Regions from separate parts of the Homo sapiens genome. Here region 1 is linked to region 2. A link is a loop called in an ENCODE intact Hi-C map of the cell type or tissue named here. Cell type or tissue: Caco-2. All regions are shown on one strand. Each heading gives the region's core, and the rest is flanking DNA. Links, peaks and the distances in the headings are about the cores only. Region 1 overlaps EPCAM-DT (EPCAM divergent transcript). Region 2 overlaps EPCAM-DT (EPCAM divergent transcript).

Region 1 (9,701 bases), core at 1,170-9,169, 100 kb after region 2:
TACTCCCTTCTAACCAACCACCTGAATGCTGATCTCTACTAGCTGTCTGTGTGCCTTGCATTTCAATCAGCAGCCTTACAAATGATGATGAGGAGAAGGAGGAGGATGAGGACGATAGCCAACATTTACTGTTCTTTTGCTACTGTCCTAAGTACTTTACAAATACCAGATAATTTTTTCTTCATAACACTGTCATTACTCCCATTTTACAGATGAAGAAAACAAAGCTTAAATAGATCACATGATTTGGTCAAGGTCACTCATGTCACAGAGCCTGAATCCAAATCCAGTGAAGCCTCCAGAGCCTAGTTTCTACCCATGACCCTGTGTTGCCTATTGATGGTACAGTGTAGGTTTTTTCCTTCTTCCTTTTTCTTTTTTTGAAAGTCTTTATTGAATTATAATTGGCATACCATTAACTGCAAATATTTGAAAAATACAATTTTATGAGCTCTGACATACATACACCCATAAAACCATTGTTACAATCAAGATAATGAATATGTCCGTCATTCCCCAAAAGCTTCCCTGTGCCCCTTGGTAATCCACCCCTCACTCCCCACCCCATTCTGTTCCTAGGCAACCAATCATCTGTTTTCTGTCAGATTAATTTGCATTTTCTAGAGTTTTATATATGGAAGCAGACAGCATGTACTCTTTTTTTGTCTGGCTTCTTTCACTCAGCATAATTATTTTTAGGTTCATCTATATTGGTGCACGTATCAACAATTCATTCTTTTCTATTCCTGAGTACTATTCCATTATATAGGTGTACTAAATTTGTTTATTCAACTCTTGATGGACATTGAGTTGTTTACAGTTTTTGGCTATTACAAATAAAGCTGCTATGAACCTTCAAGTGCAAGTCTTTTGTGCACATGTTTTCATTACCGTAAGGTAAATACCTAGGTGGAGAATGGCTAGATCCTATAGTAAGCATGTATATGTTTAATTTTGTGAAAAATGGCCAAACTATTTCCCTGAGTGGTCATGCCTTTTTATATCCCCACCAGCAGTGTATGAGGAGTTCCAGTTGCTCCACTTCCTGAACAACATTTGGTATAGTCTTTTTTTATCTTTTTTTTTTTTTTGAGACAGAGTCTCACTCTTGTTGCCTAGGTTGGAGTACAGTGGCCCGAACATGGCTCACTGTAGCCTCAACCTCCCAGGCTCAAGTGACCCTCCCACCTCAACCTTCTGAATAGCTGGGACTACCATGCCCAGCTAGTTGAAAAAAAAATTTTTTTTGGAGACAGGGTCTCACTATGTTGCCCAGACTGGTTTCAAACTTCTGTGCTCAAATGATCTGCCCACCTCAGCCTTCCAAAGTGCTCGGATTACAGGCATGAGCCCCATGCCCAGCTGGTATAGTCTTTCTAATTCTAGCCATTCTATTCTAGTAGAAATGTAGTAGTTTTTCATCCAGGTTTTAATTTGCATTTCCCCCTAATGATTAATTATGTTAAGCTACCTATTCATGTGCTTATTTGCCATCTTTATATCTTCTTTGGTGAAATGTTTGTTAAAATCTTTTTGACTGCTTTTTAAAAATTAGGTTGTCTTCTTGTAGAGTTGTAAGAGTTCTTTATATATCCTGGAACAAGTCCTTTGTCAGAAATAGGTTTTGCAGCTTTTTATATGTTCCACCTTTTCATTTTTGTAACAATGTCTTCTGAAGAACAAAAGTTTTAAATTTTGAAGTCCAATTTATTGATTTTTAGTTCAGGCTTTTTTTTTTTCCTGATGAATGCCTGAAGAGAAGGCATTCTCTGTTTTGTTGTTGTTGTTGTTGTTTTTGTTTTTTGAGACAGAGCCTCGCTCTGTTGCCCAGGCTGGAGTGCAGTGGCACTACCTCAGCTCACTGCAACCTCCGCCTCCCAGGTTCAAGCCATTCTTGTGTCTCAGCCTCCTGAGCAGCTGGGACTACAGGCATGAACCACCATGCCCAGCTAATTTTTGTATTTTTAGTAGAGATGGGGTTTCACCATGTTGGCAAGGCTGGTCTCCACTTCCTGACCTCAAGTGATCCACCTGCCTTGGCCTCCCAAAGTGCTGGGATTACAGACATGAGCCACCATGCCCTGTTTTTTTTTGGTTTTGTTTTGTTTTTTGTTTTTTTTTCAACTGTGGTAAAATATGCAAAACATAAAATTTACCATTTTAACGTTTTTTTTTTTTGTTTTGTTTTTTTTTTTTTTGAGATAGAGTCTCACTCCTGTTGCCTAGCCTGGAGTGCAGTGGGACTGGCTAATTGTTTGTATTTTTAGTAGAGACGGGGTTTCGCCATGTTGCCCAGGCTGATCTCAAACTCCTGGGCTCAATTCATTTGCCCAATGCAGCCTCCCGAAGTGCTGGGATTACAAGCATGAGCCACCATACCCGGCCTCATTTTAACCATTTTTAAGCATACGGTTTGGTGGCATTAAGTATATTCATACCGTTGTACTTTGGGCTTTTTAAATTCTTTTGAAGAATTTTTGCCAAATCCATGGTCACAAGGATTTTCTCTTATGTTTTCTGTCAAAGTACATAATTTAATATTGTTAGCCTTTATAGATCAATTTTTTTTTTTGAGACAGAGTCTCACTCTGTCACCCAACCTCCGCCCCCAGGTTCAAGCGATTCTCAAGCCTCAGCCTCCCAAGTAGCTGGGACTACAGGTGCGTGCCACCATGCCCAGCTAATTTTTGTATTTTCAGTAGAGATGGGGTTTCACCATGTTGGCCAGGCTTGTCTCGATCTCCTAACCTCAAGTGATCCACCTGCCTCAGCCTCCCAAAGTTCTGGGATTACACGTGTGAGCCAGTGTGCCCGGTCAGCCTCTACAGATCAACTTCAAGTTAATGTTTACGTATGGAATGAGGTAATGATTGAGGTTCATTTCTGCATATGACTAAACACTTATTCCTGCACAATTTGTTGAAAAGATTATCCTTTTCCTATTGACTTACATTGACACCTTTGTCAAAAATGAATTGGCTGTTTTTAAAACTATTTTCCTGGTTTGCTTTCAACAGGTTGCCTTCCGATTTCCACATAGTGTCTTCCTAGATGGACTCCTCACCTATCACTCTGTTCTGATCTGGCTCCCAAACTTCCCTTGCTGTCTGACAGATTTCTAGTGATACTTTCCAGTCTTACCTAATCCCCTGCCCGTCCCCTAATCTGCATTCAGCCTTGCTCCAGCCTTCCTTGTCTGGGCTCTGTGCCCAGCACCTGAGCAGGCCTTGTTGCTGCCCACAGTCCTGATGCCATCAGAATCCTGGAGGGCAAAAGTTGCAGTTAGGTCCTGCTCAGGGCCCAGGGAGCTCCAGCACAGCAGTCTTTCCCTGCCAGTTACCCAGGAAACCCTGACACTGCGGACCAGAGATCCAGCCATTGTAGCAGTGACCTGGCTGCCAGGCTGTCTCAAGACCTTACCAGTTGTTGTGACCATATCAGCCGAGTTGTGAGCCCCCATTAAAGCCAGAAATGAGATTTGGCTGAAGGAGTATTGATAGACAAAACTGAACAAGAAGAATGAAGAGCCTTGTAGATCAATGTTCTCTCACATGGAAAGATAACTTTTTAAAGTATACCTGTTTATGGATAGCACTACAAAGTCTCCGTATCTTTATATGATTTAGAGGTAAAATGACCACAAAGGATGATCGGTACCTAATCAGCCTTCATGTCTGATGAACAGAACCTTGGAGAAGCCCTGAAATGACTTCCTCACATTGTTTAGACTTCTCTCCCGAAGGGGGCAGGCAGTCCCCCTAGTTTTGCTCAAGCTTGTTGGGAGACATCACTCTGTATCCATCAGGGTAGATCCCGGGAAACTGATTTAAACAAGAACCATGCAGCTTGCCTCCCAGACTGCTTCATGTTCAGGCCTCAAAGCAGCCTGCAGAGGGGAATATCTTCTAGAAGGATTTTATTTTGAATTCAGCTGAAAGAGGGCACTACACAGAATATCAAAGGTGAAGCTGTATTGCATTTTTCACAAGGAATAAAAAGCAATCCCTGTGGTCAGCACATGTGCAGGCGAGCATTTGAGGGAGGCCATATCCTAGCACAAATATTCCTCCATGCCCAAGAGGCTGGTAGGACAGACGCCATGAATGAATGTGTTGTTGTGCCTAGGCACTGGGCTGAGTTGTTTTTTATAGCCACTAGACCTACTTAGACTGTTGCCTTTGTGAACCAACAGCTGCAGTTTGGGAGGTGGCTAGACATGGAATCAGGGGGTTTTATTTTGGTGGTGTTCTACCTGGTTCATTCAGGGATGACCCTATTAACACTAAGTTTTAACCAAAGTCACCACCACCCTGGGCAGGAAGCCACACACTCACTTTTCTGGAAATGCATGCAGCCTGATTCTCTTGTGGGCTATGTTGAATGGAGAGAGAATACCTGGATGTGAGGGTTATAGAGATATAAGAAAGAAGTGGGGCATGGATTAGCATCATTATATACTAATTAGCCATCTGTCTGTGAGTCTTCTAGAATAAAGTAACCAGGCCAGGCGCGGTGGCTCACACCTGTAATCCCAACACTTTGGGACGCTGAGGTGGGAGGATCACCTAACATCAGAAGTTCCAGATCAGCCTGGCCAACGTGGTGAAACCCCGTCTCCACTAAAAATACAAAAATTAGCCAGGCGTGGTGGTGTGTGCCTGTAATCCCAGCTACTCAGGAGGCTGAGGCAGGAGAATGGCTTGAACCTGGGAGGTGGAGATTGCAGTGAGGCAAGATCGAGCCACTGAACTCCAGCCTGGCCGACAGAGCAAGACTCTGTGTCAAAAAAAAAAAAAAAAAGAAGAAAGTAAACGAGGAATAATCTCTTTCCAGGTCCACTCTTGGGAACAGAAGTAAATCAAAGGGGCTTATGCTGGAGCTTGACTCTGACATTTCAGGACTTTAGGGACTCTCATCTCTTCTCAGGCTCTTCATGGTAAATAAAGTCTTATTAAAAATGAAGCATTTTAGGACATAGTTCTTCATGTGCCCAAGTTTCAGGCTATACTCACTGGTAGGCAGATTAAGCAGAGGCTTTTGTGGTTTGGAATCCAAATGGTGTTATGAAAAAAGCATATTCTTTAGAGTCAAATCCAAATGGTGTTATGAAAAAAAGCATATTCTTTAGAGTCAGATATATCTGGACTGAAATCCTAGTCCTGTGTCTATCATCTGAGTAAGTTTGGAAAGTCACTCAACTTTGTTTCTTTGTCTACTAAATGAGGTAATACCTGTCTCATAGGGTTGTTATAAAGATTATTACTTTTTAAAAATAGTAGCTACTTTGAATTGAATATTTGCTGTGTGCCAGACACTGTGCTAAACACATGTATTAAATCATTTAATCTGAACTCACTATTTAAGTGGTATCCTATTTGCAAAGTGCCTGGTACACTGTAAGGTACACAGTAAGTGTTCAGTAAATGGTCGTTGGTGCTATTGTAATATTTCAGAGATACAAAGATGGGCTTCTTGCTCCTCTTATTCTTCTCTTCCCCAGACAGTTGATGCCTAAACTGAGAAATGTAGTCAAAAACATAATCATCTCTGGAAAAGAGAAAACACTGGCATTGAAATGAATCCCAAAGCATAAATGACTCATAACATAATCTGTCCTGAGAGTGAGTTTTGATAGGGGAAGGGGGTAAGGAAAGGTGAAGAGGCGGAAGTGGGGAAATAAGATAAACACTGAAGATAAGCTTTGCCAGCCCTGCCTAAAACATTCTGCTGCAATAGAGTTAAGGGGTTGCAAAACGAGTTTTCATGGGCCAGTAGGAGATTTTCCGTACATTTGTTTTTTAGGTCTGTTTGAGTGGAGAATGGAAGGGGAGGTCAGAGAGAGCTCAGGGAAATTCTGTTTCTGCATCATTACATTTTAGGCAGCACTTGAAATCAGGGAGATAGAATTTCCTGAGCCTAGGGGAATATCTGTGGGAAGTCCGGGGACAATGAGCAAAATCTATCTCAGAGCGATCTCTGGCCATTTCAGTTCGCATCCTTTCACCTTGGTGATAGTATTACCCAGGAGTAGGGACCCTGAGACCTTCAAATGGGTTTGTGGCTGGCACAAGCTATTCTTCAGATGCTTGCGGTAGGCCCCAAACTCAGGCTGAGATTCTTACAAAAATATCGTGGTTTTCTGTTTCCATAACTTATAATGTGCTTCTTCCAGGAAGCAAACACCTTCAAGGGCAATTAATAGAAAATTTGTGGAATTCTCCAATGCAAGGCAGTATTGAAGCAAAGTGAAATACTTCTGAGAAAAGGTTCTGGGGAATTTATGCAATGAATCTCCAAAGACATATTTATATGTTTATGCACTTTGTTTTGGTTTGCTTCCTTCTGATTTTAAAAATTATGATTTTTGTATATATCAAAATAGCCTTTCAGTTTCATGTCTAGAAACAAACATTTTACAAAGTGATTGTTTCTTATGGCTGCAGTAAAAAACAACACAAGGCAGATCCCTCAAGTGTTAAAAGCATCTACCCAACATTCCAGGGAATGTCAGAAGTATATGCTGAGGGTGGCATGATGGAAAGGAGGATAAAGTGCCAGGCTGCTCAGTTCATATTTGGTCGTTCATTCATTCATCCATTCGTTCATCAAATCCGAACTGATGAATTTTTTCTTTTTTTGAGACAGGGTCTCACTCTTTCACGTACAGTGGTACAATCTTGGCTCACTGAAACCTTGACTTCCCGGGCTCAAGTCATCCTCCCATCTCAGCCTCTCAGGTAGTTAGGACTACAGGCATGGACCATCATGCCTGGCTAATTTTAAAATTTTTTTGTAGACACAGGGTCTCCCTATGTTGCCCAAGCTGGTCTTGAACTCCTGGGCTTGAGCAATCTTCCTGCCTCAGTCTCCCAAAATCCTAGAACTATAGGTGTGAGCCACCGTGCCTAGCTGTGAGCACCAATTTTGTGCCACACATTCTGCTGGATGCTAGGGATACAGCAATGAGCAAAACAGATGAAACTCCCTGCCCTCATGGAGCTTACTTTCTAGTGGGGGAAAGCATGGGCAGAGGCTCAGAAGTGTGAACGTGCCTGGAGTGCTGGAGGAGCAGCAAGAGTGTCTGTGTGGCTGGGGCAGAGGATCAGAGAGAGAGAGCAGCAGGAGAGAAGGTCAGGTAGTGACGGGGTCAGACCATGTGGGCCGTGAAGGTCATAGTCAGGGCTTTGCCTTTACTCTGAGTGAGGTGGGGGAGTCACTGGGAGGATGTGAACAGAAGAGAGGCATGGTCCCACTTACATTATAACAAAATGCTCCTGGTTGCTATGTGAAGAACAGACTTCAGGGCACAAATGGAAACAGGACCTCCAAGGAGGCTGCTGCAATAATCTGGCTGGATTCAGTGGTGTATGCCTGTAGTCCCAGCTACTCAGGAGGCTGAGGTGGGAGGATCACTTGAGCCCAGGAATTCAAGGCTGCAGTGAGCTGTGATTTTGTCACTGCGCTCCAGGCTGGGTGACAGAGGGAGACCTCATCTCTATTAAAAAAAAAAAAAAAAAGTCTGGGCCAAAGGTGATGGTGACTTGGACCAGGGCTGTGGCAGTGGGAGTGATGAGAAGTGTAGTCTGAGTTCTGGACATGTTTTCAAGACGGCGCTGGTAAGATTTGCTGACAGACAGGATATGCAGTGCTTCCAGATCCTGACCTAGTGTGCAGTGTTTTCGTTTGATGGCAAATATGGGACCTCCAGGAGTTTTTTGGCATCAAGTATCAGACCCTGCTCACACAAAGTGAGAAATGGGGATTTCTCTGGAAGGACATGCAATATCTCACAGACAAGAAGGAAAAACAGTTTTAAGACTGGGCTTGGAAATGATGATCTGGGATCTTAGTACAACAGCAACCAGCAGGCCTACCTTGGGCCACATGATCAGTGGTCATTGCTGAATGGAACCACCCAGATAGGGGAGTAGTGCTTCCTATAGCCAAACTGGGATCAAAAGAAAGAGGGCCAATGGGTGTTAGACAGGCAAAACCCACAGATGTTTAAACTTCATCCCAGTTTAGAGCTTAAGAGATAAAAGAAACAGAGGCTCAAGTTTTGACCAATCACAAGGTAGACAGGAGAGGAAATCATCTGGCTTCCCCTGAGCTGTGTTGAGAAAAGAGTCCTGGCCTGGGGGTCATGCATCTGGTCTGAGCTCTGCTGCTCACTACCTGTGCTACTTCAGGCCAGCGGCTTAACTTCTCTAGTTAACTTCTTAACTAGAAGCCTTGGGCTTCTAGTGGACCAGAGTAAAAGCTGCAAACCTTGTCTTCACCAAAGACCGCTTTGATGATTTCTCCCACCCACCTCCCTCTTGCCCAGTAAACACATTAATTCATGGCTTTATCCTGTGGAAATGTACAATATGCATGAGACTTCTTGAAATGTTGAGATCAGATGAAGGGCAACTTGAAGCAGGAAGTGAATGGGCAAGGCAGGAGGAAGAGCACAAATGACACGGCACTGCAACATTTCATAGGCAGGATTAGGAAAATCCTCATGTTCTCTCCTGCTGTTCACTTTCTGACTTTATTGAGCCCAGACTTTATTATTGCTGTGTCCTCTGAAAGGTTTGATCCACCCAGGGTTTTCTGAGTGTCAAGATACCATTTGCTACACTGTCACCTTGAATTCCCCACTGGGGTTGCTGCACAGGCTGTAGATGTGAACGCAGCGAATTGCACCAGGTTGCTCCTCCATCCACACTGAGCACTCCCTCCCAAGTGGCACCCTCCTCCCTAGCACTTATGCCCACTTATATTTCATACCAGCCTATTTAGCACTTGATTACATATTGCTTTGAATTGTTCCCCAGCCCACTCAGATCAGAGCCTCCCACCTTCCAGCCCGCCCACTCCTAACTCCCAGTGTGCTAGATTTTCAACCTCCTCAAAACCTGTAGTCTCTTTCCCCTGCCATTTTTCTGTCACTGCTTCAGAACCTTCCCCCCAACTTCTTCATTTCCTTCTCTACTTCACCTATGCTTCCTGGGCCATCTCATCACCCTCCTTTGCCTAAGCCCAGCCTCCCTCCTCTCCGCCTTTGCCCTGCTGCTGCTCCGGTCTGGCTGCCGCCCAGCCTTATCAGGCAGCTCTTCCTACACTCTGACATCTGGGCTCCTGGGCTGCTGAGCTCTGCTGGAGAAAATCACAGCCCACGCAGATTGGCGCTACTACAAAGTCATCATCTGCATAGCCTAGTGGGCCGCTGAGCAGCCTAGAAACACTTCTTAGTGTCCCTGTCAGCAAACCTCCCCCTTCCCCACCATGGCCCTTCTAAGTGTTTCCCACCCTTTGAGCTTTGCTGAGAAAATAGAGGCCATCAGGTAGGAATTCCCTTGTTTATATGCACCTACTCCTCTGCCCCACCAAGAAACATATGTTCCCCTCCGGCATTCCTACCTTCCTCCAAGCTGAGAGGCCGTGCTACCTTCTACCTGTCCAAAGGCAACCGCCTCCTGAAAGCTCTGCAGCCTTGGCAGCTTGGCTTCATCTATTCTCCTCTCTCTCTCCTCTACCTTCCATCTCTCTCTAGTTCATCTGATCTTTCTCCTGAGCAAGTAAACCTTCCCTCTCTACCATCCTCTGCCTCTTCTCCTTCCCGCTCTATTAGTCCATTCACACTGCTGTAAAGAACTGCCTGAGACTGGGTAATTTATAAAGGAAACAGGTTTAATTGACTCACAGTTCAGCATTGC
Region 2 (9,701 bases), core at 890-8,889:
TTTGGAAGCAGGGCAATTTTTTGCTTCTACAGATTGTGATGTGATTAAACAAGTTGGTCAATGTAAATGCCCTTAGAACAGCTGGCACTAGTAAGCATTCTGTGTGTTGGCTGTAGTTGTTTTTCTTCTTTTTGTTTACCTGTTTGTTATAAACTTTCTGCAGTGGGTATTTGTGCCCATTTTTTCCTAGTTCAAATGCTCACTCATATTAAGACCTAGGCCAGTTATGGTCAAAGAGCCACAAGTACTTGAACCAGTTTCTCTAGGCCCCAGCTCAAGAGACTCAAGTTAACGGACCCTGCTTAATCCCACCTCCTTCATAGCTCTGGGACTCTGTTTCATCCCTCTAGGTGCCAGTAGCTGTCTTTTTAATAATAAAGATTTATTTATTTTTTATTTATTTATATATTTTTTACAGACGGAGTCTTGCTCTGTGGCCCAGGCTGGAGTGCAGTGGCATGATCTTGGCTCACTGCAACCTCTGCCTCCTGAGTTCACGCCATTCTCCTGCCTCAGCCTCCTGAGTAGCTGGGACTACAGGCACCCGCCACCACGCCTGGCTAATTTTTTTGTATTTTTAGTAGAGATGGGGTTTCACTGTTCTAGCCAGGATGGTCTCGATCTCCTGACCTCGTGATCCGCCCGCCTTGGCCTCCTAAAGTGCTGGGATTACAGGCTTGAGCCACCGCTCTCGGCTATTTATTTTCGAGACAGGGTCTTGCTCTGTCACCTGGGATGGAGGGCAATGGTGCAATCCACAACTCACTGCAGCCTTGATCTCTTGGGCTCAAGCAATCCTCCTGCCTGACTCCCGTGTAGCAGGAACTTCATGTGCCACCACACTCAGCTGATTCTTGATTTTTAATTTTTTTTTTTTTTTTGAGACGAAGTCTCGCTCTTGTCCCCCAGGCTGGAGTGCAGTGGCGCCATCTCGGCTCACTGCAACCTCTGCCTCCCAGGTTCAAGCGTTTCTCCTGCCTCGATCCCCTGAGTAGCTGGGATTACAGGCGCCTGCCACCACAACCGGCTAATTTTTGTATTTTTAGTCAAGATGGGGTTTCACCATGTTGGCCAGGCTGGTCTCAAACTCTTGACCTCAGGTGATCCCCCCGCCTCAGCCTCCCAAAGTGCTGGGATTACAGGCATGAGCCACCGTGCCCAGCCAACTTTTAATTTTTTTTTTGTAAAGATGGGGACTTGCTTTCTTGCCAGACTGAAATTGTTTGTGTTTGTTTGTTTGTTTGTTTGAGATAGGTCTCACTCTGTTGCCCAGGCTGGAGTGCAGTGGTACAATCTTGGCCACTACAGTCTCCACCTTCCAGGCTCAAGTGATCCCCCAACCTCAGCCACCTGAGTGGCTGTGTACCACCATACCTCATTACTTTTTGTATTTTTTGTAGAGACTGGGTTTTGTCATGTTGCCCAGGCTGGTCTTGAACTCGTGGGCTTAAGTGATCCACCCGCCTCAGCCCCCCAAAGTGTTGGGACTACAGGTGTGAGCCACTGTGCCCAGCCAGAAAATTTTGTTTTTAGAGAAAGGCTCAGGAGTGTGGCTGAGTGTTGGACAGCCCCCTACTGGAGCAAAGGCAACCAAGCTCTCAGTGGTCCCAGTGGGAGAGTAAGAAGGGTGGGGAGCAGCTGGGGTGAAAGGATACAGTCAGCATTCATCAAGGGATGTGCTGTGAGCAGGGGTGGAGCTCCATGTAACCCCCAGCTTTCCCACAGAGAGAGACTGAGGACAGAGGATATGCAGTTACCTAAGGGGCAGCTCAGTCATGGGGTTCAGATGTGACCAGTGTGTGCATGAGCCCAGAGGCCAGGAGCACAGTTGTGAGAAGGCTGGAGCATGGCCTGGGATTAGAGGGGCTGTCCCTCTGACTGTACAGACAGTCAAATACCTACACCAATCCAGGAAGTTCATTCATTCATTCCTTTATCCAGCAAGCATTTCATTCATTGAGTCTGCAGATATTTATTGAGCACCTACTATGTCTCAGTTCAGGCATTGAGGGCTATAGCAGGGAACACAACAGAGAGAAGTCCCTGAGGAGTTTATCTCTAGTTGGGGAGACAGATGGCAAACAAAATAAACAAGTAAAATTTCCAGTGGGTTAAATAGTGATGAGCGCTAAGTAGAAAAACAAAGTAGGGAGGAGGATAGGAAATGTTGGAGAGGGAGCTGTGATATTAGCCCCATGGAAGTCCTCACTGATAAGCTGACGTTTGAGTCAACACCCAAGAGAGGGCGGTGATGGAATGAGTCATGCAGGTGTCTGGGGAAACATGCATCGAGCTTCCTAGGAAGCACAGCCTCCACGGGTAGGAGTCGGGGGCCCAACCCTGGTAAAAATCCAGTGGAAAGCCACAGGAGGAACAAGCACCTGGGTTGGGTTTTTCACCTTGCAAAGGAATATACAAAATGTTCCCCCTTGTGTGTGTTTATAAATGAAAACTGAGGATCATGATAAACTACATTCAGTAAAGAACAAGACACGTGATTTCAAAATCTGTACCAAACTTCATCTCCTTTCTTCTAAGAGATTATTTGTATAAATTATAGATCATAGCATAGAATGGTACTTTGGTAACCATCTGGTGTTCATGTTTTGAACTTGCCAGATGATTAGAATCCACCAGGATGCTAGGTTTAAAGATACAGATTCCAGCTCCCTGTCCCCACCCCTGATTTAGGGAAGGGGCCTGTGACTTTGTATATTTAACAAACACTCAAGGTTATTCTGTTACAGGAAAGTCTGGGAGACACAGATAGGTTTCAAAATGAGGAAATAGAGGCCCAGATAGAGGGAATGTCTTGCTCAAGGTGGAACTGGTCAGTCAGGCAGAACTGGGAATAACATCTAGATTTCCCAACTCTGTTAGGCCAATGAAAGTTTTTTGCACAGCACAAAGATCACTTATGAAATTTAAGTTCAAGATACAACAAGACACAAAACATAAAAGCAGATGCCAGGCCAGACATCTATTAGGAGCACCAGATGTACCTGGGACGAACTGGTTACTGTGACTGATCACTAAACTCAGCAACCAAGGGCTCTGGCAGCCAAGTCTGCAGCAGAAATGGGTTGGGTTATTCCATTCCATTCATGGGGTCCAATAAAGTGATGCATAATAATTTCATTTGATAAGAAAAGTTTTTTCCTTTAACAAATTTTAAAATCTTCCAAACCCTCAGCTTCCTATTATGATAATTACAAGAGAATACGAAAAATAAGGATGGAAAAAAAATGGTAAAAGGAGAGATCTATCCTGTCCCAGTGAGAATGATTTCTTCAGTATAATTTATCTCCTGTGGGTAGTCTGGAGTCTCCACCCTCTCATAGGCCCTCAATGACTATGTGTTTGAAGGGCCTTCAGGATAGACTTCTTGAAAACAGATCTTTCTCTGATAGTGCCTAACATTCTTCACAGTGTGGGCCATGAGGCCTGAAAAGGACAAGCACGGTGAGACCCATGGCGAGTTGTAGGACCCTCTGGGCCTTTGTGGCCCACCTGGGAAGGGGAATGTATTAGTCTGTTCTCATGCTGCTAATAAAGACATGCCCATACTGGGTAATTTATAAAAAAAAGAAGTTTAATAGACTCATAGTTCCACATGGCTGGAGGCCTCACAATCATGGAGGAAGGCGAGGAGCAAAGGCACGTCTTACATGGCAGCAGGCAAGAGGGAATGAGAGCCAAGCGAAAACGGTTTCCCCTTATAAAACCATCAGATCTCATGAGACTTATTCACTACCATGAGAGCAATATGGGGGAAACTGCCCCCATGATTCAATTATCTCCCACCGGGTCCCTCCCACAACACGTGGGAATTATGGAAGCTACAATTCAAGATGAGATTTGGGTAGGGACACAGCCAAACCATATCAGGGAATAATAAAGCCATAACCTCCTGAAGGGGGTGGGTGTGATGCCCTCCTGAGCCCCTGCAGCTAGAGCATCTGTGACGCACTGCCCAGCTAGTCTGGGCAGGAGCAATGTGTTGGAGTTTGTGCACATGTGTGTGTGCTGGGCGTGCGATGAGCACCCTGCCACACATGTGGGAGCTCAGATGCCACACTCTTCCAGAGCTGTGCCACAGTTTGACTGATCTGTGACTGCAACCGCTCCAGCAAAGCTGGACTCTTGGGGAAAGAATTTTCTCTTCCCAAGCTTGCTGTGTGGGCCCGTGGGGAGACACACAATTGCCTTTGTCATTTGTTCTTCCTGTGTGGGGACAAAAGCCCTTTCACTTGCTGTGGAATGTACAAGAAGTTCTGTGCCGAAGGGCTGCCAGGCGCTGGCCTGGAATCCGACAAACAAGGAGGAGTTGGGGAGATGGCCGTTTCAGCCTGAGGCCCCCCACCTCCTGGTCCTGCCATGCATCTGTGTGGTCGGGGACTGCCAAGAGGGTCCCCACCGTCTGCTTCTTCACCACTGTGTGCACCTGCATCACTGCCACAACCCTGTCTTAATCATGGCCTGAGACACTGCAGCCTGCCACAGGCGGGCACTGTGCCAGGCATGGGTTTTGTCAACTCATTCAACCCTCCCAACGAATGCTGTTATTCCCACTTTGCAGCAGAGGGAACTGACCTTCAGAAGGGAGGGTCTGGGAGGACAGTGCTGAGACTGAAACAGAGGGGCTGGGACATGGTAGGAGGAACAGGACACCACAACCCCTCACCCTGCACTCACAGCTCTAGGGCAGAATGGAGCCTCAACCCTGGGTGTTTATGCTGTGAGCTGAAGTTTAAGCAAAACAAAAATAGAGAACTTAGGTGGGGTTGGGGTGGGGGTAGAACCCGCCAACACGAAACGTCATCGTGGTACAAGTGGCCTTTTCTCATTGCTATTTACATCCCCGGGTGTTTCTATCAGCCCAGAGCCAGAGACTCACCACAGAGCAACCTGTTGCCAGAATGCTGTGGGGGCTGCGCTATTTTAGGAGCAAAGTTTTCCCAGGTGGCTATATTGTCTGCATTTTTCTCACCAGGGTAGGACAATTCATAGAGCCACTAAAGCCAACCACAGTGTTGAACTCTGCTCTAATTTTAAAATGTAAATGAGCAAGCACCAATGGGAAGTGGCCAGGAGCAGACCAGGGCAATCAGCTCCCAGGGGAGCCCCAAGCGTCAACTCCCAGGTAGGGGGTAAGGGTGAGGCCTGCTGGGTGGGGAGTGGACTAATACAGAGGGCTGGGAAAGAAATGTGTGTGTCTAAAAGCAATTTGCATTAGGCCTTTCAGAGCCCAAGTCTGTGGGTTGGCTTGCACAATCTTGCAATCTTACAAGCAAGAGAGGAAGAAAGGAGAGAGGGGAGCCAGGGGAGAAGGGTGTGGGGATCAGACAGGCTTTTGTATGTGATCTTGTTTAAGCAAGACTCTTATCAAAGAGTAATCCTAAACTTTGCGCTTTCTTATCACCCAGCTCCCTGGGGAATGGGTAGGTGACTTTTGAGTTCCACAAGGGAGGATTAATTGCCTGTTAGAGATCAGAGCTCCAAGTAAGCAGATAAGGTTGATAGAGGTGGGTGGGGTGTGGTGGTTTACTTATGTCCCGTGGAGATGTTCTTTGCTCTTATTATCTAGATTCACGTTTTCTGTGCACAAGCCGAACACTGAGGGCTGAGGAGAAAGCTGCCGTCTAGTGAACAGAGCAGCATTGGAGGGTGTGCCTGCTCTGTGCCCCATGCTGCAGATGCTGAGCAGGGGTTGGGATATCAAAGAATGAAGGAATGAGCCATGCTGCACTGTTCAAGAAGGTCCAGTTCTGTGGTGGTTGTGTGAATACAGGACATTCTTTTCTTTCTTTTTTCTTTTTTTTAGACTGGGTCTCATTCTGTCACCCAGGCTAGAGCGCAGTGGCAAGATCCTCAGGCTTCCATAACAACTGTGAAAGTACTGACTGAGTAGTTAAGTTAAATATTAAAAGCTGAAAGGGCCAGTGCCCTTATACAAAGACTGGAATGTAACAAAAGCCCACCAAGAGTTTTGCCTAGGCCTTTCCTGGGCCTTAAAGCGTGACAAAATAATGGAGGAATTCTTAACAGGATCCATTTAGGATTAAACAAATTTTATTGGGGGTCTGAAGAGACTCCCCAGGCCTCCACAGACAAGTTTATTGGGGTCCTGAAGGAACTCCCCAAACGTCTGTGATTTAGCAGGAGACAAGAGTAATCAGCTGGGCACAGTGGCTCATGCCTGTAATCCCAGCACTTTGGGAGGCTGAGGCGGGTGGATCATCTGGGTGGATCACCTGAGGTCAGGAGTTTGAGACCAGCCTGGCCAACATGGTGAAACCCCGTCTCTACTAAAAATACAAAAACTAACTGGGCGTGCTGGTGCACACCTGTAGTCCCAGCTACTCGGCAGGCTGAGGTGGGAGGATCACCTAAGCCTGGAAGGTCAAGACTGCAGTGAGCTGTGATCGTGCCACTGCACTCCAACCTGAGTGACAGCAAGACACGGTCTCCAAAAATAAAAAATGAAAAAAAAAATTTAAAAAGTTTAGTGAGGAAAGAGTGTAACAATTGTTGTGTATCAGTTCTCCACATGTCTCCAAAATTTGGCTCCAGAATTCTGACTTTCAGTTGAGGCTAGAAGGTGGCAGGATAAGCCGGGCATGGTGGCTCACACCTGTAATCCCAGCACTTTGGGAGGCCGAGGTGGGTGGATCATGAGGTCACGAGTTCGAGACCAGCCCGGCCAAGATGGTGAAACACCGTCTCTACTAAAAACACAAAAATTAGCTCGGCATGGTGGCATGTGCCTGTAATCTCAGCTACTCAGGAGGCTGAGGCAGGAGAATCGCTTGAACCCGGGAGGCGGAGGTTGCAGTGAGCCGAGATCGTGCCATTGCACTCCAGCCTGGGTGACAGAGCGAGACTCCATCTCAAAAAAAAAAAAAAAAAAAAAAAAAGAGAAGGTGGCAGGGTATAGCCTTATGTCCTTGTGGGGTCACTTTGAGGGATTGAGGGAGGAAGTCTTTGCCCATGAGAGTAAAGGGAGAAGCTTCCGGGAGAAGCTCATGAGTCAGGAGCTGGTGGAGGGGCTGGGATCCACAGGCCTCTGAAAAACACCTTGTACACGAAGGAAATATATCAAGCTGTTTTAAAAGATTATCTCAATTTCGTAATTATGGATTATTTTATTTTCTTCCTGTGCTTTTCAGGATTTTCTTAATCTTCTACAGTGAAAAATAACCAGAAGAAACTTTTTTTTTTTTTTTTTTTTAAGAAAAGAGCAGCACTTTTTGGAGTAAGAGGAAAGCAGTACTGAGTTCACAACTGCTACTAGAAGGAAGCTGGTCAGGGAGGGGACTCAGACAAGGTGCTGCAAGTCCCAGTCTTAATGTAAAGCAAATCTTAATGGAGAGAGGTTCTCTTTGTGGAGGCCAGGGAAGCTCCATCAAGCAGCCTGTGTAGGCAGTCCTGACTGTTGAATACTGATGTAGTGTGGAAATTAAGAGGATTCAGGAGTCATACAGAACTGGGTTCAAATTCTCACTGTACGGCCGGGCGTGGTGGCTCATGCCTGTAATCCAAGCACTTTGGGAGGTCCTGGTGGGCAGATCACTTGAGGTCAGGAGTTCAAAACCAGCCTGGCCAACATGGTAAAACACCGTCTCTACTAAAAATACAAAAATTAGCCGGGCATGGTGGTGCATGCCTGTAATCCCAGCTACTCGGGAGGCTGAGGCAGGAGAATTGTTGAACCCAGGAGGTAGAAGTTGCAGTGAGCTGAGATCGCATCACTGCACTCCAGGCTGGGTAACAGAGGGAGACTCTGTCTAAAAAAATAAAAAAATAAAAAATTCTCACTGTACAGTTGACGATTTGTGTGTCCTTGGCAGACCATCTACCATCTCCAAGCCTCAGCTTCCTCACTTGCCACAACATTGCAATATCTTTTAAGGTAGCAAATACTCAATAAATGCTAGCTATCCTTATCATGGAGATTTAGCCTTTCAAACATCCCAGGGATAGGAAATTGCAAAAAGATTCTGAGCCTCCACCATGGGTATTTCACTAGCCTTGTCAACCAAACAAAACCAGAAGGGAACAGGTTGCAGGCAGGCTTGCAGGGAGATGGAAGCCTCAGTTCCATGAGGTCACTCAGCTATACACAAGCTGTATTCCAATGTTGCACTTTTACATTCCATTCTGAATGTCAAATTCTCTGGGTAAAGTTTGTGGTCCAAAAGCTCTAATTAGGTGAAGGCAGAATAATGGTAAACATTTTCACAGTGTACTTATATCAACAACCTGCCTGGCATAGAGGAGAAGAAAACATGTGTCACCCTCTCTAAACATCCTCACTGGTGTTAATCAGGGGCTCTAGTTGGCTCAATGCCAGGCCTAATTGGGCAGAATTTCACTGCCCAGCTCTGGGACTAGCACAACATGTTGCTTTATTTTTCTTTCCTTTTTTTTTTTTTTTTTTTTTTTTTTGGAGACAGTCTCAATCTGTCACCCAAGCTGGAGTGCAGTGGTGCAATTATGGCTCACTGCAGTCTCAACCTTCCAGCTTAAGTGATCCTCCTGCCTCAGCCTCCCAAGTAACTGGGACTGCAGGAATGCATCCCTGCGCCCAGCTAATTTTTAAATTATTTTGTAGAGACAGAGTATTACTGTGTTGCCTAGGCTGATCTGAAACTCCTAGGCTCAAGAGATCTTCCTACCTCAGCCTCCCAAGGTATCGTGATTACAGGCGTGAGCCACCGTGCCTGGCCACAATGTGTTGTTTCATTGCTACTGGGCTCTACTGATGTTAATAATAAATTGCTTCAGAGCTTTCCACGTTTTTGCTTGTATCTTTGTTCTCGGTGTTTTATCTCTACTCAGAGACCAGACCATCCTTGTTACCCTTAGCTTGCTGTATTTACCTGTTCTTTCTCCCCTAGTGGCATTTTCCAGGCATGTTGAAGTAGTGGGTGGTGAGTAAGGAACCATTCGCAATTGGGCCCAGAAGTCCAACAGGAGGATGGTTTCTCTTGGGCTGCAGGTCGCTGTCCTAGGGCCACGAGCACAGGAGCCCTGATGGCATATGGAAGAACCGAATCAGCTCACAGAGGACCTGTTGACTCAGAAAAATCACATGCACATCACATACACTATCACAATGTCTTAACCCAGTGGCTCTCAACCCAGTGAGCAATTTTACACCCCAGGGGACATTTGGCAATGTCTGAAGACTTTTTTTTTGTTTTTTTTAACATAGGGTCTTGCTCTGTTGCCTAGGCTGGAGTGCAGTGGCACAATCACAGCTCTCTGCAGACTTGATCCCCCGCAGCTCAAGCCATCCTCCCACCTCAGCTTTCCAAGTAGCTGGGACTACAGGCAAGCGCCACGATGCCCAGCAAATTTTTAAATTTTGTTTTGTAAAGACAGGGTCTCACTTTCTTGCCCAGGCTGGTCTCAAACTCCTGGGCTCAAGTGATCCTCCCGTCTTGGCCTCCCAAAGTGTTGGGATTACAGACTTGAGCCACTGTGCCTGGCCTGAAGAAATTTTTTGTGTCATGATTTGGGGGCAGAGCACACAACTGGGGATGAGAGTACTATTGGCATTTAGTGAGTAGAAATCGGGTGGGCTGTTAACTATCCTACAATGCACAGATGGTTTCCCTGTTCCCCTCACCCCACACACAAAATAAATGATACGGGCTGGGTGTGGTGGCTCACACCTGCAATCCCAGCACTTTGGG

What was found. Hi-C counts contacts between places; a loop is a spot of excess contacts. Peaks named below come from ENCODE experiments on the same cell type or tissue, not always from the same donor. Only the 100,000 strongest peaks of a DNase experiment are listed, where the experiment ranks them.
Region 1: it touches region 2 in a loop (3-fold over the local background); 5 of 110 quality-filtered maps call a loop at or near these places.

Annotation. Positions count from the first base shown.
Region 1 is chr2:47,205,105-47,214,805 of GRCh38, reverse strand. The region is part of intron 3 of EPCAM-DT (EPCAM divergent transcript); the gene reads left to right. Among named protein-coding and RNA genes, the nearest start is that of CALM2, 33 kb to the right of the region's middle. RefSeq lists an enhancer at 6,615-7,114. In Caco-2, for the core only: no CTCF peak of the experiment used is centred there; a DNase peak (open chromatin) is centred at 5,715.
Region 2 is chr2:47,305,809-47,315,509 of GRCh38, reverse strand. The region is part of intron 3 of EPCAM-DT (EPCAM divergent transcript); the gene reads left to right. Among named protein-coding and RNA genes, the nearest start is that of BCYRN1, 25 kb to the left of the region's middle. RefSeq lists enhancers at 4,389-4,458, 5,719-5,908. In Caco-2, for the core only: no CTCF peak of the experiment used is centred there; DNase peaks (open chromatin) are centred at 2,259 and 5,259.